Linked DNA regions of Homo sapiens: region 1 is linked to region 2. Evidence: chromatin loops called from intact Hi-C (ENCODE). Cell type or tissue: PC-9. All regions are shown on one strand. Each heading gives the region's core, and the rest is flanking DNA. Links, peaks and the distances in the headings are about the cores only.

The links. Peaks named below come from ENCODE experiments on the same cell type or tissue, not always from the same donor. Only the 100,000 strongest peaks of a DNase experiment are listed, where the experiment ranks them.
Region 1: it touches region 2 in a loop (6-fold over the local background); 2 of 110 quality-filtered maps call a loop at or near these places.

What each region holds. Positions count from the first base shown.
Region 1 is chr17:4,635,827-4,645,995 of GRCh38, reverse strand. It overlaps ALOX15 (arachidonate 15-lipoxygenase), which reads left to right and starts at 4,318. Exons shown (of 14, transcript NM_001140.5): 1 at 4,318-4,479; 2 at 6,365-6,566; 3 at 6,864-6,945; 4 at 7,024-7,146; 5 at 7,312-7,415; 6 at 7,619-7,779; 7 at 8,738-8,881; 8 at 10,028-10,169. The coding sequence starts at 4,345. It overlaps LOC105371499 (a long non-coding RNA gene), which reads right to left and starts at 987. Exons shown (of 3, transcript XR_001752768.2): 1 at 1-987. RefSeq lists an enhancer at 6,875-8,074. In PC-9, for the core only: no CTCF peak of the experiment used is centred there; a DNase peak (open chromatin) is centred at 7,025; H3K4me3 peaks cover 864 bases; H3K27me3 peaks cover 640 bases.
Region 2 is chr17:4,905,125-4,915,437 of GRCh38, reverse strand. It overlaps a transcript of CHRNE not described here and a transcript of C17orf107 not described here. Among named protein-coding and RNA genes, the nearest start is that of CHRNE, 7.2 kb to the right of the region's middle. RefSeq lists enhancers at 5,110-5,936, 6,154-6,323, 5,937-6,762, 6,763-7,589. In PC-9, for the core only: CTCF peaks have their summits at 5,946 and 6,149 (motif pointing left); DNase peaks (open chromatin) are centred at 5,417 and 6,177; H3K27ac peaks cover 1,037 bases.

The DNA of each region.
Region 1 (10,169 bases), core at 2,170-10,169, 270 kb after region 2:
CACAGTTTTGGGAGTCAGTTGGTTCTAGTTCAAGAGTCTTATGAGGTTTCAGTCAAGAGATTGGCTGTAGTCATCTGAAGTCTTAACCGGGGCAGGAGGATCTGTTTCCAAGATGGCTGCCCCACGTGGTTGGTAGTTGGAGGGTTCAGTTCCTCACTGGCTCGTAGCAGGAGGGCTCAGTTCCTTGCCACGTGGACCTCTCCATAGAGTTTCTTGAGTGACCTCATGACATAGTAGTTAATTTCTCTCAGAGAAAGCAGAACAAGAAAGAGGGAGAGTGGGGAGGGAGGAGACGGAAAGCCCTAATGTCTTTTAGGACCTAGCTTTGGAAGTCACACACATCATTTCATACTGCATTGGCTTTGCAGACCAACCCAGACACAATGTAGGAGACTATGGAAAGGCATGCATATCAGGAGGTCGGAATCACTGGGGGATGTTTTAAAGAATGGCCACCACGAGCATGCCCTCTGAATTCTGGTGATTTACATTCCTTCCACATGCAAAATACACTCGCTCCCTCTCAAGCTACCCCAAAGTCGAATCCCATTATAGCATCAGCTCAAAGTCTAGAATTTCATCATCTAAATCAGGTCCATGTATAGATGAGATTTCTCAACTGTATTACCTTAAGTATACTTCCAGAATACAATTCCTCCTCTTCTTTTTTTTTTTCTTTTTTAAAGAAGTTTCACTCTGTTGCCCAGGCTGGAGTGCAGTGGCACGATCTCAGGTCACTGCAATCTCTGCCTCTGGGGTTCAAGCGATTCTCCTGCCTCAGCCTCCTGAGTAGCTGGGATTACAGGTGTCCACCACCATGCCTGGCTACTTTTTGTATTTTTAGTAGAGATGAGGTTTCACCATGTTGGTCAGGCTGGTCTTGAACTCCTGAACTCAGCTGATTCTCCCACCTCGACCTCCCAAAGTGCTGGGATTACAGGCATGAGCCACCGTGCCTGGGCTCCTCTTCTTCTGAAGACCTGTAAACTAAAGAGAAAGTCATCTGACCCCACCCCCAACATACAATGTTGGAACAGGCATAGGCTAACCACCATAGATATCCCTATCCAAGACGGGAAGAAATGGCCTGGGTCTTTCCTCTCCCATCACAACTGCATCATAATCTAACCTCACTCAGTCTACCCACAAGTTACTGTGAATTACTTTTGGAAGCCTTCCCAACTCTTCAATCACACTTTTAATCTGCAAGAAAATTACTGGGTTTGTGCCATTTCTATGGAAGATGAATTTTACCCACCACATTTTGATTTTTCTGAATTTCACTTATAAAAAAAACCTTTTGGTTGGGCACGGTGGCTCACACCTGTAATCCCAGCACTTTGGGAGGCTGAGGCAGGCTGATCACATGAGGCCAGGAGTTCGAGACTAGCCTGGCCAACATAGCGAAAACCCATCTCTACTAAAAATACAAAAAATTAGCCGGGCATGGTGGCAGGCGACTGTAATTCCAGCTACTCGAGAGACTAAGGCAGGAGAATTGCTTGAGCCCGGGAGGCAGAGGTTTTAGTGAGCCAAGATCGCGCCACTGCACTCCAGCCTGGGCGACAAGAGCAAAACTCCTTCTCAAAAAAAGAAAAAAAAAAAAAGCTCAACTTTACTCATAATAAGGGTAATGCAAATTAAAATTAAAACTAGGGTACCATTTTTCACCTATCCGATTGGCTAAGGTAAGGTTATGAACACACCATTGGCAAGAGTGAGGAAGAATGGGCATTCTCATACACAGTCCACTGGTGGGAGTCTAAATCAGTACAACTTTCTACAGAGGGCAATTGAGCAGTTTCTGCCTAAATTCGATATGCTTTTGGTCCAGAAATTCTATCTCCAGGGTTTTGTTCTACAGAGATACTTTCATACGAGAAATGCTGTATATGCGAGGTTTATTTCTTTCAGCACTTTTTCATAGCTACAAAAGATTACTAATAACCTGTGTCCACTACAAGAGACTAGTAGAATTTATGGCGTTACAGCAAATGGCAGCCTTAGCAAAGAACAAGGAAGCTCTTTATGCATGGATATGGAATGACCTCCTGTTGCACTATGGAAAAACGAGATGCAGAATAAGGCATGCTACAATGTGCAGAAAAAGACAAAGATAGGCGTGTATTTGCTCAGTAATATTAGTGCACAGAAGAGACTGGTAACTGTGATTGCTGGGAGTGGAGCAACTGGGTGGCTTGGGGCCAAGAGGAGGGAGAAACTAGTGAATATCACTTTGTACCTTTTGAATTTTGAATCACATGAATGTACTTCCCAGTAAACAATTAAGCAGGGCCGGACATGATGGCTCATGGCTGTAATCCCAGCACTTGGGGAGGCCGAGGCAGGTGGATCACTTGAGGTCAGGAGTTCAAGACCAGCCTGGCCAACATGGTGAAACCCCATCTCGACTGAAAATACAAAAAGTAGCCGGGCATGTTGGTGGGTGCCTGTAATCCCAGCTACTCTGGAGGCTGAGGCAGGAGAATCGCTTGAACCCGGCAGGTGGAGGTTGCAGTGAGCCGAGATCACACCACTGTACTCTAGCCCGGGCAACAGAGCAAGACTCCATCTCATTAAAAAAAAAAACACCAAAAACAAAAAACAAGCAAACCAGAAAATATGCATCACAGACATATTTTCGTGGACTTCATTTGTGTTACCAGGCTGATTGTAATCCATGCCATGAAGTTTATGTTAGTATTCCCCTTTTGTTTACATTGCCTGATAATTTGTTTCCCTTTGTCTCCCCCAAGGGAAGCATTCATTTATAATGAATTTTTCAGCTCAGTGTGTTTCAGCAAACACTTATTGACACCCACAAACCCTGACACTGTGCCGTCTCCAGGGGAAACAAAAGTGAGAGTCCTGCTGGGTGTGTAGTCCCTGCCTAGGACGGGCTCACATTAGTGGGGGATACACACATACAAATGCTCACACTGCAGTATTAACTGTGCAACAGTAGAAGTGTGCGCAAGGAGAAAAGTGTTAGAAAGGAAAGCTGGGCCGGGCGCCGTGGCTCACACCTGTAATTCCAGCACTTTGGGAGACTGAGGTGGGTGGATCACAAGGTCAGGAGTTCAAGACCAGCGTGGCCAACATGGAGAAACCCCGTCTCTACTAAAAATACAAAAATTATCCAGGCATGGTGGCAGGCGCCTGTAATCCCAGCTACTCGGAAGGCTGAGGCAGAGAATTGCTTGAGCCCGGGAGGCAGAGGTTGCCGTGAGCCGAGATCGTGCCATTGCACTCCACCCTGCATTCCAGGGTGACAGAGTGAGACTCTATATCTCAAAAAAAAAAAAAAAAGGAAAGCTAATTCACTCTGGTGGGGTGGTGGGGGGTGAAAGTACCGGGTAAGACTTTCCTGAGAAACCGGAGGTGAACTAGGGTTTAGAAGCATGAATAGATGAATAGACTAATCCAGGAGCAAGTTCTTTTGAGAGAACAGCAGGTGGGGTTCTGGGGAACACATGGCTCCAGCCCAAAAAGAAACTGGAGACGAATTAGGGTTTAGAAGCATGACCAGACTAACCCAGAAGTGAGTTCTTTGAGAGAACAGCAGGGGCGGCGGGGGGAGGGGGGGTTCCGGGGAACACATGGCTCCAGCACAGGAGATGCCAGGGTGCAGTGGGATGAGAGGTGAGGAGAGCAGGTCAGGTTAGCAAGGGCATTGAATGCCAGAAACATTTGGACTTTTATTCTGCAGGCAACAGGGAGGCAGCGGCTTTTATGCTCAAAAGGAATGAGTCCCAGTGGCTGGCACAGAGAAGGCAAGTGTGCAAAGCTGGTCGAATGAATTCCGTGGCCTGAATGTACCTTCCTCAAATGCCACTGCAAACTGGGTCTCCTCGCCCACTTCACCCTCTCCTGCAATCCAACTTGTGAGGCTTGTGTGTGCGCGCGCGTGTCCTTGCGTGTGTGTGTGTGTGCACGCGTGCGTTTAGATGGAGGTTGGCTTCCCAGCCACCCAGGCTTGGCCCAAAGTCCGTGGTACACACGTGCATAACTCCTACCCCCACCTCGCCTGCCTGCTGTACCAGGCGTTGATTCCCTCTTCCTGCGTGTTTTCGGTCCAAATCCTTTTCTTTTTCTCCCTCCCGTCAAGATAGTGGTTTCCACTCCCTGCTCTCGCCAGGACACCGCCTTTTGGACTGGGGCTGAATTCTGCCCCTTGAAGCTCTGCTCCTTGGAGCTGGGGGCCCCAGCGGTAGGCGGAGTTGATTGGAGACCTGCCACCCACATTCCGACCCCAAGCGACCTCCGAGAGGGCGGGGTCTCAGGCTGGGTTATTTAGCTCGTCCACCCTTCTCCACCAGAAGGAGCGAAACATCTTTGAGCAAGATGGGTCTCTACCGCATCCGCGTGTCCACTGGGGCCTCGCTCTATGCCGGTTCCAACAACCAGGTGCAGCTGTGGCTGGTCGGCCAGCACGGGGAGGCGGCGCTCGGGAAGCGACTGTGGCCCGCACGGGGCAAGGTGAGCTCCCCAGAGCCGGGCGGGGTGGGCTGCGCCCCTGGCTCCGAGTCAGTCAAATACCGGGGAGGACATGCGCCCCCGTTGGCCTCTGGCCGATTCTCTTTGCCAAGGGCCCGCGCATTGGGCTCAAAGCGCGCGGAGGCCACGGGGGTGGGGGGCTTTAGGGCAGTCGGTGGCACACAGTAAGCGCTCAATAAATGTTGCCGCTACCCGATCTCCTTGGAATTGAGGGCATGCTCCTGTGCGCCCCTCATTGCACAAAGCTCCCTTGTCTGGAAACTCAGCAGTCACTGGAGCCGCCGTCGGTCCTCTCGCTTTCTCTATTTTAAAAACCGTTTCAACCGCTAGCGCTGTTGGATCTCTACCTTTCAGGCTTTATCACCTGGGGTGGAGTGGGTGGTGAGAGGGAAGGGATGGGGAGTCAAGACAGGAGAACGCTCTCGATTTCCCGACCCACCTCCCGTCATATCTCATGTCACATCTACCGGGTGTTCTACCCGGTCCTGTTAACTTTTTTTCTTCCGCGAAAGCCCAAATTCCCATCACTGCTCTAGCTCTCTCCCAGATCCCCAAATCCGGATGTCTGTCTCAGGGAACGTCAAAGCAACATGCCCGGATGAGGTCCTCCCCTCTCCCCACCTCCCAGCCCTCTCCTCCTGCCTCCCCCGGTGTCACCCGCGCCTCCTTCCTCTCTTCACCTCCCTCTAAACAAGAATCCGGCGCAGTCAGTTCTAGACCCTGAGCATCTCCCGCGTCCCTGCCCAATATCCGTCCCGCCCCCGACCGCCCGCGTCCTCTTGAACCTGCGGAGCCCTGCTCCCCGCACTCCACGCCCTTGCTCCGAGCTTCCGAGAAAGCGGGGCAAAGGGAGCCAGGAAGAGAGAAAATGCGCACGGAGCAGGTGGCCCCGCGACTCCATGGTGAGGGGACGGGGCACGGAAGGTGGAAAGGCGCGCTCCCTCCTCCCTTTTTTCCTCCCTATGGTGGGCAGTTGGTGACACACAGTAAAGGCTCAATAAATGTTCCCGCTACTCGATCTCCTTGGAATTAAGGGGATGCTCCTGAGCGCCCCTCATTCCACACAGCTCTGGTGCCTGGAAACTGCGGTCGCCGGAGCGGTCGTCGGTCCTCCCGGTTTCTCTATTTTAAAAGCCATTTCAAACCTCCAGCGGCCTCGCCACCTCTGCTGCAGACCTTCCAAGCCCTTCTGAAGCCGGAATGATTTCTCCCTAATTCACTCCCCCTGCTTAACACATTCGAACGGCTCCCGCTTGTTCTCGGGACCAAATCCAAAGCCCCTGGCGCCACCTTCGAGAGCCTCCGGACCTGCTGACCCCCCACACCTGGGCTCTGAGCTCCAGCTCCAAGATGCTGCTCGCCCTCCCTTCCCCGCCGCTCTCTTTCTGCGCGCCTTTCCCCTGCCTTCCCTTTCTGTCACTCTCCCTGGCTGAGCCCTCTCCGCCTCCAGGTCTCCGGGAAGGTTGTCCCCAGGCCGGTGGGGCCCCTGCAGGTCCTCAGCCTCGGGCGGGGTGGGGTGGGGGGTCGCACAGCGGGAATTGCCACCAGCGCGTCCGGGCTCCACAGCGCGCTCGTCCAGGGCGCGGCAGCGCTCAGCCCAGCGCTTGGCACAGTCAGTGACCACAGGGAGGAGAAAGTGAAGGCAGGAGCGCACCTTCCCACCTGCCGTCCCCGTCCCCTCAGAACCGAGTCCTGGGGCCACCTGCTCGGCGCGGTCCCTCTCTCTCTGGCTCAGTCCCCGCACCCCGATACGTCTCCTCCTCTCAGAGGCTCCGAGGAAGGGCGTGGGCGCTGGAGGGAGCAGGGCTCAGCCGGGTGCCCCTCCCGCCAGGCCCCACCGGGGCTGAGCCTCTTCTGTCGCCCGCAGGAGACAGAACTCAAGGTGGAAGTACCGGAGTATCTGGGGCCGCTGCTGTTTGTGAAACTGCGCAAACGGCACCTCCTTAAGGACGACGCCTGGTTCTGCAACTGGATCTCTGTGCAGGGCCCCGGAGCCGGGGACGAGGTCAGGTTCCCTTGTTACCGCTGGGTGGAGGGCAACGGCGTCCTGAGCCTGCCTGAAGGCACCGGTAAGCGCGGGGCTGAGGGTGTCAGGAGGCCTCTGGGCTGTGTGAGAAGCTGGGGGGATGCGCGTGTGGAGAAGAGGGCGCAGGATGGGGGTGCTGGAACCTGGAGCGCCGGGGTCTTTGGGGGTGTCGAAGGGGCGGTGGCTGCAGCTGGCACAAAGTGGCTGGAGCCTGGGGGAGGGGCGTGATGCTGAAGGGGCAGAGGCCACACAGAAGGACGGGGTGCTGAGGCTCTCCTGGCAGAGACAAGAAGAGGCGCTCACCAAAAGTCACTGGCCAAGTCCTCCTCTGTCCTTCTAGGCCGCACTGTGGGCGAGGACCCTCAGGGCCTGTTCCAGAAACACCGGGAAGAAGAGCTGGAAGAGAGAAGGAAGTTGTACCGGTGAGCCCTCCTCCCCTGACCCCACGTGAGCTGCTGATGCTTCCAGCACCCATACTTGATTTCCTTCCTGCCCCACAGGTGGGGAAACTGGAAGGACGGGTTAATTCTGAATATGGCTGGGGCCAAACTATATGACCTCCCTGTGGATGAGCGATTTCTGGAAGACAAGAGAGTTGACTTTGAGGTTTCGCTGGCCAAGGGGTGAGAGCAAGGGGAGGCTGGGTGAGAGGGAGGTGTCCTGGTCTAGTGGAAGCCAAGGGGCTTATGGGCTGCACTGCATTGGACTGGCCCAGGATCGGTGCCTGTGGTCGTCATGTTAGAGCCTCAGAATGATGCTCAAACCCTTTGCCCCATCCTGCCCTGAAGGCTGGCCGACCTCGCTATCAAAGACTCTCTAAATGTTCTGACTTGCTGGAAGGATCTAGATGACTTCAACCGGATTTTCTGGTGTGGTCAGAGCAAGCTGGCTGGTCAGTCCCCCACCCCAGTATGTCTCCCAACCCCCCAGATCCCACCCAGATCCCACCCAACCCAGGGGAATTGAAAGAAGCAGGGTGGGGAGACCAGAGACTTGGGTCCCTCTGGTGGGCTGGAGTCAAGGAGGCATGGTTGGTGGGGTTGGAAGGACCAAGAGCTCAGATCCCACAACTTGCTCAACAACTGCCTTCCCCAGAGCGCGTGCGGGACTCCTGGAAGGAAGATGCCTTATTTGGGTACCAGTTTCTTAATGGCGCCAACCCCGTGGTGCTGAGGCGCTCTGCTCACCTTCCTGCTCGCCTAGTGTTCCCTCCAGGCATGGAGGAACTGCAGGCCCAGCTGGAGAAGGAGCTGGAGGTATGGACATCAGAGCCCTGAGGAAGCTCAGCAGTGAAGTGGGGTGGCCTAGTGCCAATGATGCTGCTGCGGGACCCACTGTGGGCCTGGCTTGCTGCCAGCCAGCAAGGACGGATTCTGCAGGAGAGGTCCTGAGGGACCCTGGAGAAGCTCAGCTGCTCGGCCTCCTTCCTACACGAGAGTAGCTGCGGAGGGAGGGCGTGCAAGATGGAATGGTTGATAGAAACAAGGTCAAATGAAGAAATGTGACTGGCCCCTGGTGCTAGGGATTCGGGGAGTGTGCAGAGTAAGAGAGTCAGGATCAGAGTGCTGTGGCTGTTCATCAGGAGGCGATATGGAACAACAGAGAGGAAATTCATGGGATTAAGGGCAGATAGGCTTGGATGTGAATCCTGGTTCTGCTATTTGTAAGCTGTGTGACCTCAGGCAAAATACCCAACCTCTCTGATTATCTGTTTCCTCTTCTGTAAAATTGAGGCTCATTCAACTAGGTATAAAAATTATAAGGCTGAGCACAGTGACTCACACCTGTAATCCCAGCACTTTGGGAGGCTGCAGGAGGATCACCTGAGCCCAGGAGTTGGAGACCAGCCTAGGCAACGTGGTGAAACCCTGTCTCTACAAAAGTACAAAAATTATCACCTGTAATCTTTGGTGTAGTGGCATGCACCTGTAGTCCCAGCTACTTGGGAGGCTGAGGTGGGAGGATCACCTGGGCCCAAGGAAGTCAAGGCTGCAGTGAGCCGTGGTGATCCTGCCACGCACTCCAGCCTGGGCAGCACGGTAAGACCCTGATTAAAAAAAAAAATGATATGAGGAAGTAAGCACATGATCCATTACCTGGTATAAAGTAGATGATGGAGACGAGTTAGCTCCACTCTCTTCCCCCTTGGAGGAATCCGAGTAGGAAGAAGATGCTTTATGTTGATAGCAGCCCTTGACCTCTTCCCCCACCCAGGGAGGCACACTGTTCGAAGCTGACTTCTCCCTGCTGGATGGGATCAAGGCCAACGTCATTCTCTGTAGCCAGCAGCACCTGGCTGCCCCTCTAGTCATGCTGAAATTGCAGCCTGATGGGAAACTCTTGCCCATGGTCATCCAGGTGAGAGGACTCAGGATTTCTGCTCCCAGTCTCTGGCTTTTGAGAAAGCTCAGCCCCTTATCAAAATTTACTGAGCACCATCTGCAAAGGCACTGGGCTAAGGCACCTGGGAGACGCGAAAGGAGGAAATGCGCCAAGTCTCTATTCGAAGGCCTTGCAGTGTAGCTGGAGAGACAGACTGGGCCAGTCTGCAGAAGCTCCAGGACTGAGGAAGTCCCTGAGGACAGAGACAGCCCAGGAGGGATTGGGGAGGTGGGGTGTCACGAGCTTTGGAGGAGGGCCAGGTCTCAGACAAGCAGGAGGGAGAGGAAGGACCGGTCCTCAGGGGCAAGACAGACTGGGCAGAGGCTGAGGTAGAGGAGTCAGGCAATTCCTAGGGGACAGTTGGACCAGAAGCCAGACTAAGCCAGGCTAAGGAGTATGAGGTGGGAAGCTGGAGAAGGCCGTGATGAAACGTGCTGTGGGCACGCGGTGTGGGCAGTGGTGTTTAGGGTGGGTTGGAGAGGGGAGATGCTAGAAATAGGGACTGGGGCAACATGCCCCAGCACTGACCCCAGGAGGAGGGGAGCTCGGATGTGGGTAGTGACCATCAGGATGGAGAGGACAGGTGGATGCGAGTGCAGAGGGAGATCAAGGAGAGGGGAAAGGGGAGCCAGGCCAGTTGCCTGCAGAAATAGCACCGATAAAGAGAACAGGGTGCCCAGGTGGATTTTTGTCTGGCCAATGTTGAGGTAACGGGAAGACACTTAAATTATCCAGCAGGCAGCTGAGAACAAGAGATTCAGTCATTTGTGTAGAGGTGGGGCCAAAAGATGAGTTTTCAAAAAACAGTGTGGGATGGAGGAAGCAGGTGGTTTGAATCTTGTCCACACTGTGGGAACTGAAAGGGGAAGTGGAGGCTGGAGGAGGCACCAGAAGAGCAGTTTCTGCAGAATGCTGGAGGCAAAGCAGCTTGCAGGGTGCTAATGCACTGAGCGGGCAGGAAGGGGAGGGGAGGAAACGGGAGCCGTAGGGAGCGGCAGGAGTGAGATGGGGAAAGCAGAACAGGTTTGGAGGACGAAGGGTGAGGTTAACATGCAAGGGGGGCGGGAATCGCTGAGTGCCTGGCACTCATGCCTTCTCTCCCCACACTTGTCCCTGCTCCAGCTCCAGCTGCCCCGCACAGGATCCCCACCACCTCCCCTTTTCTTGCCTACGGATCCCCCAATGGCCTGGCTTCTGGCCAAATGCTGGGTGCGCAGCTCTGACTTCCAGCTCCATGAGCTGCAGTCTCATCTTCTGAGGGGAC
Region 2 (10,313 bases), core at 2,109-10,108:
GCTCACTCCTGTAATCCCAGCACTTTGGGAAGCGGAGGCGGGTGGATCACTTGAGGACAGGAGTTCAAGACGAGTCTGGGTAACACAGCAAAACCCTGTCTCTACTGAAAAATATTTTTAAAAATTAGCCTGGTGTGGTGGTGCATGTCTGTAATCCCAGCTATGCTCAGGAGGCTGAGGCACAAGAACCCCTTGAACCTGGGAGGCAGGGGTTGCAGTGAGCAGAGATCTCGCCACTTGCACTCCAGCCTGGGTGATGGAGCGAGACTCTGTCTAAATAAATAAAAATACAAAAATTAGGCCTGGCACGGTGGCTTACATCTGTAATCTAGCACTTTGGGAGGCCGAGGTGGGTGGATCACCTGAGGTCAGGAGTTCGAGACCAGCCTGGCCAACATAGTGAAACCCCATCTCTACTAAAAATGCAAAAATTAGCCGGTCATAGTGGCACATGCCTGTAGTCTCACCTACTCCGGAGGCTGAAGCAGGAGAATTGCTTGAACCCAGGAGGCAGAGATTGCAGTGAGCTGAGATCGTGCAACTGCACTCCAGCCTGGGTGACAGAGCAAGACCCCATCTCAAAAATAAATAAATAAATAAATGCAAAAAATAAAAAGTGATTTAAAAGCCAGGGGCGATGGCTCATGGCTGTAATTCCAGTACTTTGGGAGGCTGAGGTAGGAGGATTGCTTGAGTCCAGGAGTTTAAGACCAGCCTGGGCAACACAGTGAGACCCCGGCTCTACAAAGAAATTTAAAAATTAGCTGGGTGTGATAGTGTGGACCTGTAGTCTCAGCTACTCCGGAGGCTGAGGTGGGAGGATCACTTCAGCCTGGGAGGTCAAGGCTGTGGTGAGCTGTAATGGTGGCACTGCAGCCTTGGCAACTCTGTGAGACCCTGTCTCAAAAATAAATAAATAAATGTATACATAAATAAGTGATTTAAGTTTATTCCTTTTTCTTTGTAACCAAAAGAGTCCACCTAAAACAAAACAAAAGTTGGAATCAAAAGTGGGTTTCCGTGGAAGTGATCCTGAGTCCGATAAGGATCCTGAGTCCGATAAGGAGCCTGGATAGTTGAAGTAGAATGTTTCTATCCAAGGTTTGCATGAGAGAGTCACTAATTAATCTGTCACCTGGGGGATCTTGGACTTTAAACATGGGCACTGTTAGCAGGCATTTGGTCAATTGGTGGCTTTAGCTCTGGGTCAATTCCAGGAGAGAAAGTGTATTTTGAGCTTTCTAGACTGGATTAGTTACTGTATTATAAATTCCTAGGGCACCTTGCCAAAGCTGTTCTGCTACTTTGTTTTAATGTCTGTCTGTCCCTCTGGATGGCAGACTTTGGAACAGCAGGCACTCAGAAGCATGGCCCATGTTCTAAGAGGCAGGAGCTGCTCCATGCATTGGGAGAAGATTGAAAACATTAAATAAGGAACCTCCTTGGGCTTTTCTCTCTGTCTCATGTCTCACTTTTATAAGCGTCCTCTGATGTCTTTCTTTTTTTTTTTTTTTGAGACAGTCTTGTTTTGTCGCCCAGGCTAAAGTTCAGTGGCATGATCTTGGCTCACAGCAACCTCCACCTCCTGGCTTCAAGCGATTCTCCTGCCTCAGCCTCCTGAGTAACTGGGATTACAGACACCTGCCACCATGCCCAGCTAATTTTTGTATTTTTAGTAGAGATGGGGTTTCACCATGTTGGCTAGGCTGGTCTTGAACTCCTGACCTCAAGTGATATGCCTGCCTCAGCCTCCCAAAGTGTTGGGATTACAGGCCACTGCGCCCAGCCTAAAACAACGTTTGAACATTAGAATTAAGAATTTTTTTTTTGTAGAGATTGGGGGGTGTCTCACTATGTTCCAGGCTGGTCCAGAACTCCTGAGCTCAACCTATCCTTCAGCCTTGACCTCCCAAAATGCTGGGATTACAGATGACAGCCACCTAACTCAGATACCACTTTCTTTTTAAATATAGACTTCCCGGGCCAGGTGCGGTGGCTCATGCTTGTAATCCCAGGAGGCCGAGGCGGGTGGATCAGCTGAGGTCAGGAATTTGAGATCAGCCTGACCAACATGAAGAAACCCTGTCTCTACTAAAAATACAAAATTAGCTGGGCATGGTAGCATATGCCTGTAATCCCAGCTACTCGGGAGGCTGAGGCAGGAGAATCACTTGAACCCAGGAGGCAGTGAGCCGAGACTGCACCATTGCACTCCAGCCTGGGCAACAAGAGTGAAACTCTGTCTCAAAAATAATAATAATAATAATAAATAAAAATAAAAATAGACTTCCAGCTGGGCGCAGTGGCTCACGCCTGTAATCCCAGCACTTTGGGAGGCCGAGACCGGTGGATCACGAGGTAAGAAGATCAAGACCATCCTGGCCAACATGGTGAAACCCCATCTCTACTAAAATACAAAAAATTAGCAGGGTATGGTGGCGCGCACCTGTAGTCCCAGCTATTTGGGAGGCTGAGACAGGGGAATTGCTTGAACCTGGGAAGTGGAGGTTTCAGTGAGCTGTGATCACGTCACTGCATTCCAGCCTGGGCAACAGAGACTCTGTCTCAAAAAAAAAAAAAATTAAAAATTAAATAAATAAAAATGGACTTCTATTTACTTTTAGTATTAATAGTATAAATAAGTATTGGTAGTAGGAGCATTAAAAGTCAAGCCAGCCATGGTGAAGTGAGGCTGCAGTTGATGCTACTCAGGAGGCCAAGGCAGGAGGATCATTTGACCTCAGGAGTTTGGGACCAGCGTGGACAACATAGCATAGCGAGACCCTGTCTTGATGAAAAAGTTAAAAAATTAGCCAAGTATGGTGGTGTGCGCCTGTGATCCCAGCTATTCAGGAGGCTGAGGCAGGAGGATCATTGAGCTCAGCAGGTCGAGGCTGCAATGAGCCAAGACTGCACCACTGTGCTCCAATCTGGGTGACAGGTGTACTTGCTGTTTTTTTTTTTTTTTTTTTTTTTTTGAGACGGAGTCTTGCTCTGTCACCAGGCTGGAGTGCACCGGCACGATCTTGGCTCACTGCAACCTCTGTCTCCTGGGTTCAAGATATTCTCCTGCCTCAGCCTCCTAAGTAGCTGGGATTACAGGCACGTGCCATCACACCCAGCTAATTTTTGTATTTTTAGTAGAGATGGGGTTTCACCATGTTGCCCAGGCTGGTCTCGAACTCCTGACCCCAGGTGATCCGCCCACCTTGGCCTCCCAAAGTGCTGGGATTACAGGTGTGAGCTACCGTGCCCAGCTGTAATTACTTCTTGCCTCCTTTCTGTTTGGGATTCCCACCTCATCAAACTGTTTAGGTACTGGGAGTTCTTAGTAGTTTTTCTCTGATATTGAATCCTTTCCTCCTGAACTTTGAACATCAGCTGGACCCTCTTCTGGCTTCTGCAGCGGCATCATCTCTGCCACCACCTTCTCTCTTTCTGAAGGCAAGCCCACAATGTGGTGGAAACTGCCCGTGAACGCAGCATCCATTCTTTGCTGATATGGGGATTCTCCTTCTCGATTCATTCTCGTCTTCTGCCTCTGCGCTGAAGTGAGAAGCAGATTCGAGATCTTTTCTTTTCTGTTTTTATTTTTTATTTGTTTTATTTTTTTTATTGCAGCAGAGGCTCACTCTGTTGCCCAGGATGGAGTGCAGTGGCGCAATCTGGGATCGCTGCAACCTCCACCTCCCAGGTTTAAGCAATTCTCCTGCCTCAGCCTCCTGAGTAGCTGGGATTACAGGCACGCACCACCACACCCGGCTAATTTTGTATTTTTAGTAGAGATGGGGTTTCTCCATGTTGGCCAGGCTGGTCTTGAATTCCTGACCTCAGGTGACCCGCCCGTCTCGACCTCCCAAAGTGCTGGGATTACAGGCGTGAGCCACCGCGCCTGGCTGAGATCTTTTCTAACAAGATGAACGGTATGGACTCTCCTTCCTGTACTGGTAAGTTGCAAGGACTTTTGTTTTCTCTTCTTTACCCAAGTTTGTGGAGAGATTGCCTCCTGGGGAGGGTGAGTGCTTAGCCCTGGCCCTGGGGCCGCCCTGGTGGCCTCCCTCTCCTCTTTCTCTCCATCTCCCCCTCCCCCACCCTCCACATTTTTATCCCTCTTTGAAATCACTTTGGAGTTTTTACCATTTTTGTTCATCTCTTTCCTAGGCACCAGCCCCCTTCTGCTCTGGTGTGCTGTTCTCCTCCAAGTCCAGATCTTCCTCTCTCCCGGGGTTTCTCACCGTTTCCCCACGGTGCCCAGGTTTTGTCAGCTCTTCATGGCTTTCTGTGAGGGCTTCATAAATACAGCAGAGATGTCACTGGTTACAGACATTTTCTCCCAGTTTGTTGTTTGCTTGCCTTTCGTTTCATAGTTTTTGCCCTACAGAAGTTGATGTATTTTTTCTTTTTCTTTATGGTCTCTGATTTGGGCTCTAGGGAAAGGAAGGAAGGCCTTCTTTCCTCTGAGATACTAATTAGTTCATTAATTCTTGTTTGGTCTATGACTTTCTTGGCTTCAGTTTTTTTTTCTTTTTCTTTTTTTTCTGGTCTCAAACTCCCTACCTCAGGTGATCCGCCCGCCTCAGCCTCCTAAAGTGCTGGGATTACAGGCGTAAACCACCGCACCTGGCCTCAAGTGGAACGCTTTACTTTTCTTTTTCTTTTTGTTTTTATTTCTGTAGAGATAGGGTTTCGCCATGTTGCCCAAGCTAGTCTTGAACTCCTGGCCTCAAGCAATCCTCCCACCTTGACCTCACAAAGTGCTGGGATTACAGGTTGGAACCACCACCCCTGACCTGAAAATTCTTTGGTTTTTTTTTTTTTGTTTTTTTTTGTTTTTTGAGACAGAGTCTCACTCTGTCACCCAGGCTGGAGGGTGCAATGGTAGGATCACCACTCACTGCAACTTCTGCCTCCCAGGTTCAATTGATTCTCCCCCATTTCCACTTCAGCCTCCTGAGTAACTGGGACTACAGGTGCATGCCACCAACCGGACTAATTTTTTTTTTTTTTTTTTCCTGAGACAGAGTCTCGCTCTGTCGCCCAGGCTGGAGTGCAGTGGCGTGATCTCGGCTCACTGCAAGCTCCGCCTCCCGGGTTCACGCCATTCTCCTGCCTCAGCCTCCCGAGTAGCTGGGACTACAGGTGCCCGCCACCACGTCCGGCTAATTTGTTGTATTTTTAGTAGAGACGGGGTTTCACTGTGTTAGCCAGGATGGTCTCCATCTCCTGACCTCGTGATCCGCCCACCTCGGCCTCCCAAAGTGCTGGAATTACAGGCGTGAGCCACCCTGCCCTCCCTGAAAATCCTCATATATTAAGCCAAGAAAAGGGAGATATATTGGAAAGAGGCTGAGTTTCCTCATTCCATCAAAGGACTTGTGGGCAGCCAGCCTGTAGCAGCTCTGCTGGGCCTCAGGTATTCCTGGGGCGGGGCGGGAACGCTGAGGCGCATTCTTGTCTCTGCTCGTCTGCGTCTCAGCTGCATTCTCTCTTACACACGTAAAAAACGAGGAATGAACATGGCAGCCCATGCATCCAGGTTTCATAGCTTGTGGCAGCAGAGACAGACTGCTTTCCTGTGTTTTGTTTGAGAACATTCCCAGGGAAGGGACTTTCTTTGGCCTGGCTTGGGTCAGGTGTCCTCCTGAGACCAGTCCACTCTGGCCAGGGGTGGGCTGTCTCCGTTCCAGGCAGATCCTCTGGGCCCACAGGATTGGAGACGGACAGTTCTCAGAAGAAGGGAAGGTGCTGGAAGATAAAGCACCCGTGACTTCATGTATTTCCCTCATACGGGCTCGTGCCTGTAATTCCAGCACTTTGGGAGGCCGAGGCGGGTGGGTCGCCTGAGGTTAGGAGTTCGAGACCAGCCTGGCCAACATGGTGAAACCCCGTCTGTACTAAATATACAAAAATTAGCTGGGTGTGGTGGTGCGGCCTGTAGTCCCAGCTACTCGGGAGGCTGAGGCAGGGTAATCGCTTGAACGCGGGAGGTTGCAGTGAGCTGAGATTGCGCCACTGCATTCCAGCCTGGCCAGAGAGGGAGACTCCGTCTCGAAAAAAAGAAAATAGAAATCCGGGTCTACTACACCTCCCTGCTCTGGTTCAGCTGAACCTACTTCTGTCCACAAATCAAGAGCAGGTCTTTGTGTGGAGTGGAGAGGGGGCCCTCCTCTGGCCAGCCTGGGGATATTTGTGCTGTGAGGGCACTGAAGGCAGAGAGGCCGCGGCCTGGCAGCCTGGCCGCTGGAGTCAGCTGCAGCTGTTCTGCGCTGCTAGCCAGAAGCCGGCAGGCGACGGGAGTGGCTTCCTGTTGAGCTAGTTCTTTTGGGTCTTACTTGGAAGTCAAAGCATCCCGGGGTGTGTGTGTCTGTGTGTGTGTCTGTGTGTGTGTGTGGGTCCATGCCTGTGTCTGTGTGTATGTGTGTATCTGGGTCTGTGTGTGTGTGTGTGTGTCTGGGTGTGTGTGTGTGTGTCTGGGTGTGTGTGTGTGTCTGTGTTTGCGTGTCTATGTGTCTGTGTCTGCGTGTGTCTGTGTGTATCTGCGTGTGTCTGTGAATGTGTGTGTGTGTGTGTGTCCGTGGCTGTGTGTGTGGCTGTGTGTGTGTCTGTGTTTCTGTGTGTGTTTGTGTGTCTGTGTCTGTGTGTGTGTGTGTCTTTGTGTCTGTGTCTCTGTGTGTCTGTGTGTGTGTCTGTGTATCTGTGTATGTGTGTGTCTCTGTGTGTGTGTGTGTGTGTGTCTGTGTGTCTGTGTGTCTGTGTGTGTAGGGGAATTGTCAGGCAGCCCATTCAGGTTCTGGGGAATTTTCATTATGAAAATACGAACCATCAGCCCTGGCTAGCAGGCCTGTGCCTGACTCCACTAACTCGGCAGGAAGTCTCAGCCCCCGAGGCAGTCCTCACTGTGAGCAAACCAAACCTAGACAAAGACGGTGGCTGAGCGTTGCTCCCAGCGCTGGCAGGAACGGTGGCTGAGCTTTGCTCCCAGCACTGGCAGGAACGCACTGCTGTGATGTGGGAAGTGGCAAGAGCCCCTTCCGGAAACTCCTCCAGCATGAGGAGCAAGGCAAGCCCCTGGGATGCACTGGTCACTCACAAGTTGCAGCTCCAGCCCCTGGCTCTCAGGTGAATGCGGTCTATGTGTGAGGCCCATGGCCACTGCAGCCTTCCAGGAATGAGGATTTCTACTCACTGTAACCCGCACCTCTCCTATGCAGGTTGTTGGCTCAAATGTAGTTTTGTTAACTATTGCATTTTATTATTATTATTATTTTGAGACAGAGTCTCACTCTGTCACCAGGCTGGAGTGCAATGGCACGATCTAGGCTCACCGCAACCTCTGACTGCCTGGTTCAAGGGGATTCTCCTGCCTCAGCCTCCCGAGTAGCTGGGATTACAGGTGTAATCCCCTGGCTAATTTTTTGTATCTTTAGTAGAGACGGGGTTTCACCATGTTGATCAGGCTGGTCCCAAACTACTGACCTCGTGATCCGCCCGCCTCGGCCTCCCAAAGTGCTGGGATTACTGGTGTGAGCCACCGTGCCCGACTAAGTTTTCTATTTTTAGTAGAGACAGGGTTTCACCATGTGGGTCAGGCTGGTCTTGAACTCCTGATCTCAAGTGATCCACCTGCCTTGGCTGCCCAAAGTGCTGGGATTACAGGCACGAGCCACCTCACCCAGCCCACTATTGCATTTTCTATGTTGTGGGGTGTGTGTGTGATGTATTGTTTATACATGATGTAGTTGTGGTGCTTAAGTTGAGGATTTAGCCCATCATTTGGAGAATGGATGGAAATCAGACCTGAGTGAAACTACTTAGAGCAGGGGACACTGGACTCTGGGCTGAGAGTGTTTTTTTTTTTTTTTTTTTTTTTTGAGACTGAGTCTTGCTCTGTCACCAGGCTGGAGTGCAGTGGCGTGATCTTGGCTCACTGCAAGCTCCGCCTCCCGGGTTCACGCCATTCTCCTGCCTCAGCCTCCCGAGTAGCTGGGACTACAGGCGCCCGCCACCATGCCCGGCTAATTTTTTTTTTTTAATTTTTAGTAGACACGGGGTTTCACCATGCTAGCCAGGATGGTCTTGATCTCCTGACCTCGTGATCCGCCCGCCTCGGCCTCCCGAAGTGCAGGGATTACAGGCGTGAGCCCCCGCGCCCGGCCCGGAGTGTTTTCTTGAAGGACCCTTGCCATAATCACTTTTTTTTTTAATTCCCCCAATCATTTATCCTTTAAGTTACCAACCATGCAATTACACTCTTAAGTTTTTTTTAACATGTACAATGAAATTATTATTGACTACAGTCACTCTGTTGTGCTATCAAATAGTAGGTCTTATTCTATTTTTTTTGTACCCATTAACCATCCCCACCATCCACCTACCTGCCCACTACCCTTCCCAGCCTCTGGTAACCATCCTTCTACTCTCTATGTCCATGAGGTCAATTGTTTTGATTTTTAACTCCCACAAATAAGTGAGAACATGCAATGATTGTCTTTCTGTGCCTGGCTTATTTCACCTAACATAATGATCTCCAGTTCCATTCATGTTGTTGCAAATGACAGGATCTCATCCTTTTTTATGGGTGAATGGTGCTCCATTGTGTATATGTACCACATTTGCTTTATCCATTCATCTGTGTTTTTCTTTTTTCTTTTTTTTTTAAACAGTTTTCTCTCTTGTTTCCCAGGCTAGGATGCAGTGGCATGATCTTGGCTCACCATTCATCTGTTTTTTAAAATTTTATTTATTTATTTACAGATGAGGTCTCACTATATTGCCCAGGCTGGTCTTGAACTCCCAGGCTCAAGCAATTCTCCTACCTCAGCCTCCCAGTGATGACCAATGATGCTGAGCACGTTTTCTTATACCTGTTTGGCATTTGTGTGTCTTATTTTGAGAAGCGTCTATTCAAATCTTCTGCCCTCTTTTTGATCAGATTATTAGATTTTTTTTCTCATAATCACTTTTTGAAGCAAGATTTCAAGTTTGAATCCTGCTGGGGAGGATAGAGTGAATTTATATTAACTGTATTAATTTATGTATATTTCATATATTTGTATATATTTCAGCTCTAGCAGTGAGAATGGCATCCTGGCAGGCCGTTTTGGGAGCTAAACATATAGGAGAAGTGGGCTGGGTTGCTAGAGGGTGAATTACCAGACATGTGGTGTCAGGGCCTGCCACACCCACTATCCATCCTAAACAAGGCAGTCTTAGGCCAACCCCATGATCCTTCTTCAGTGTTGGCACCCCAAGCCCTCAGAGCATCAGGCAGTAGCAACGGGAACAAAAGTGCTGCCTCTGCAGAGAGAAGCCAAGAAGTTGGTCTGGGGCTAAGACCATGGTGAAATGATGCACAGGTGACGAGAAAGCAGAAACTACACAGTAGAAAGGGGACATGCAAAGTAGGGGGAATGGGCAGTGCTGACGAAGTGAGAGGAGCAGAGAGCGGACAGAGCGGCAGAGACAGATCAGGAGACAGGCTCTGGAGCTGCCTTGGCCTCTGACACTGGTCTAGTAAGTTCCAGTCCATGTGCAAGACTACAGGAAACCTAGGAGAAACTTCATTTTTTTGTTTTTTGAGATGGAGTCTCACTCTGTCACCCGGGCTGGAGTGCAGTGGCACGATCTCGGCTCACTGCAACCTCCGTCTCCCAGGTTCAAGTGATTCTCCTGCCTCAGCCTCCCGAGTAGCTGGGATTACAGGTGCCAGCCACCACACCCAGCTAATTTTTGTGTTTTTAGTAGAGATGGGGTTTCACCATGTTGGCCAGACTGGTCTCGAACTCTTGACCTCAGGTGGTCCACCTGCCTTGGCCTCCCAAAGTGCTGGGATTACAGGTGTTGAGCCACCGCATCCAGCCGGAAACTTCATTTTTTTGAGATAGGGTCTCGCTTGTCACCCAGGCTGGAGTGTAGTGTGATCGTAGCTCACTGTGTCCTTGATCTCTTAGGGTCAAGCAATCCTCCCGCCTCAGCCTCCTAAGTAGCTGGGACTACAGGCATGCACCATGATGCCTGGCTAATATTTTTTGTTGTTGTTTATTTATTTTTGTAGAGATGGGGGGTCTCACTGTGTTGCCCAGGCTGGTCTTGAACTCCTGGGCTCAAGTGATGCTCCAGCCTCAGCCTCCCAAATAGTTAGGATTACAGGCATGAGCCACTGTGCCTGGCCAAAACCTTGCTTTTCTGACAGATCTGATTCACCCTAGCTACAGATTCTATAGCACCTGTTTATTTTTATGCTTCTCATAGTCTGGCATCACTGGCTGTTGATAGGTCTCTGTCATTAGATGATAACTCCTTGAGGCTTGTTT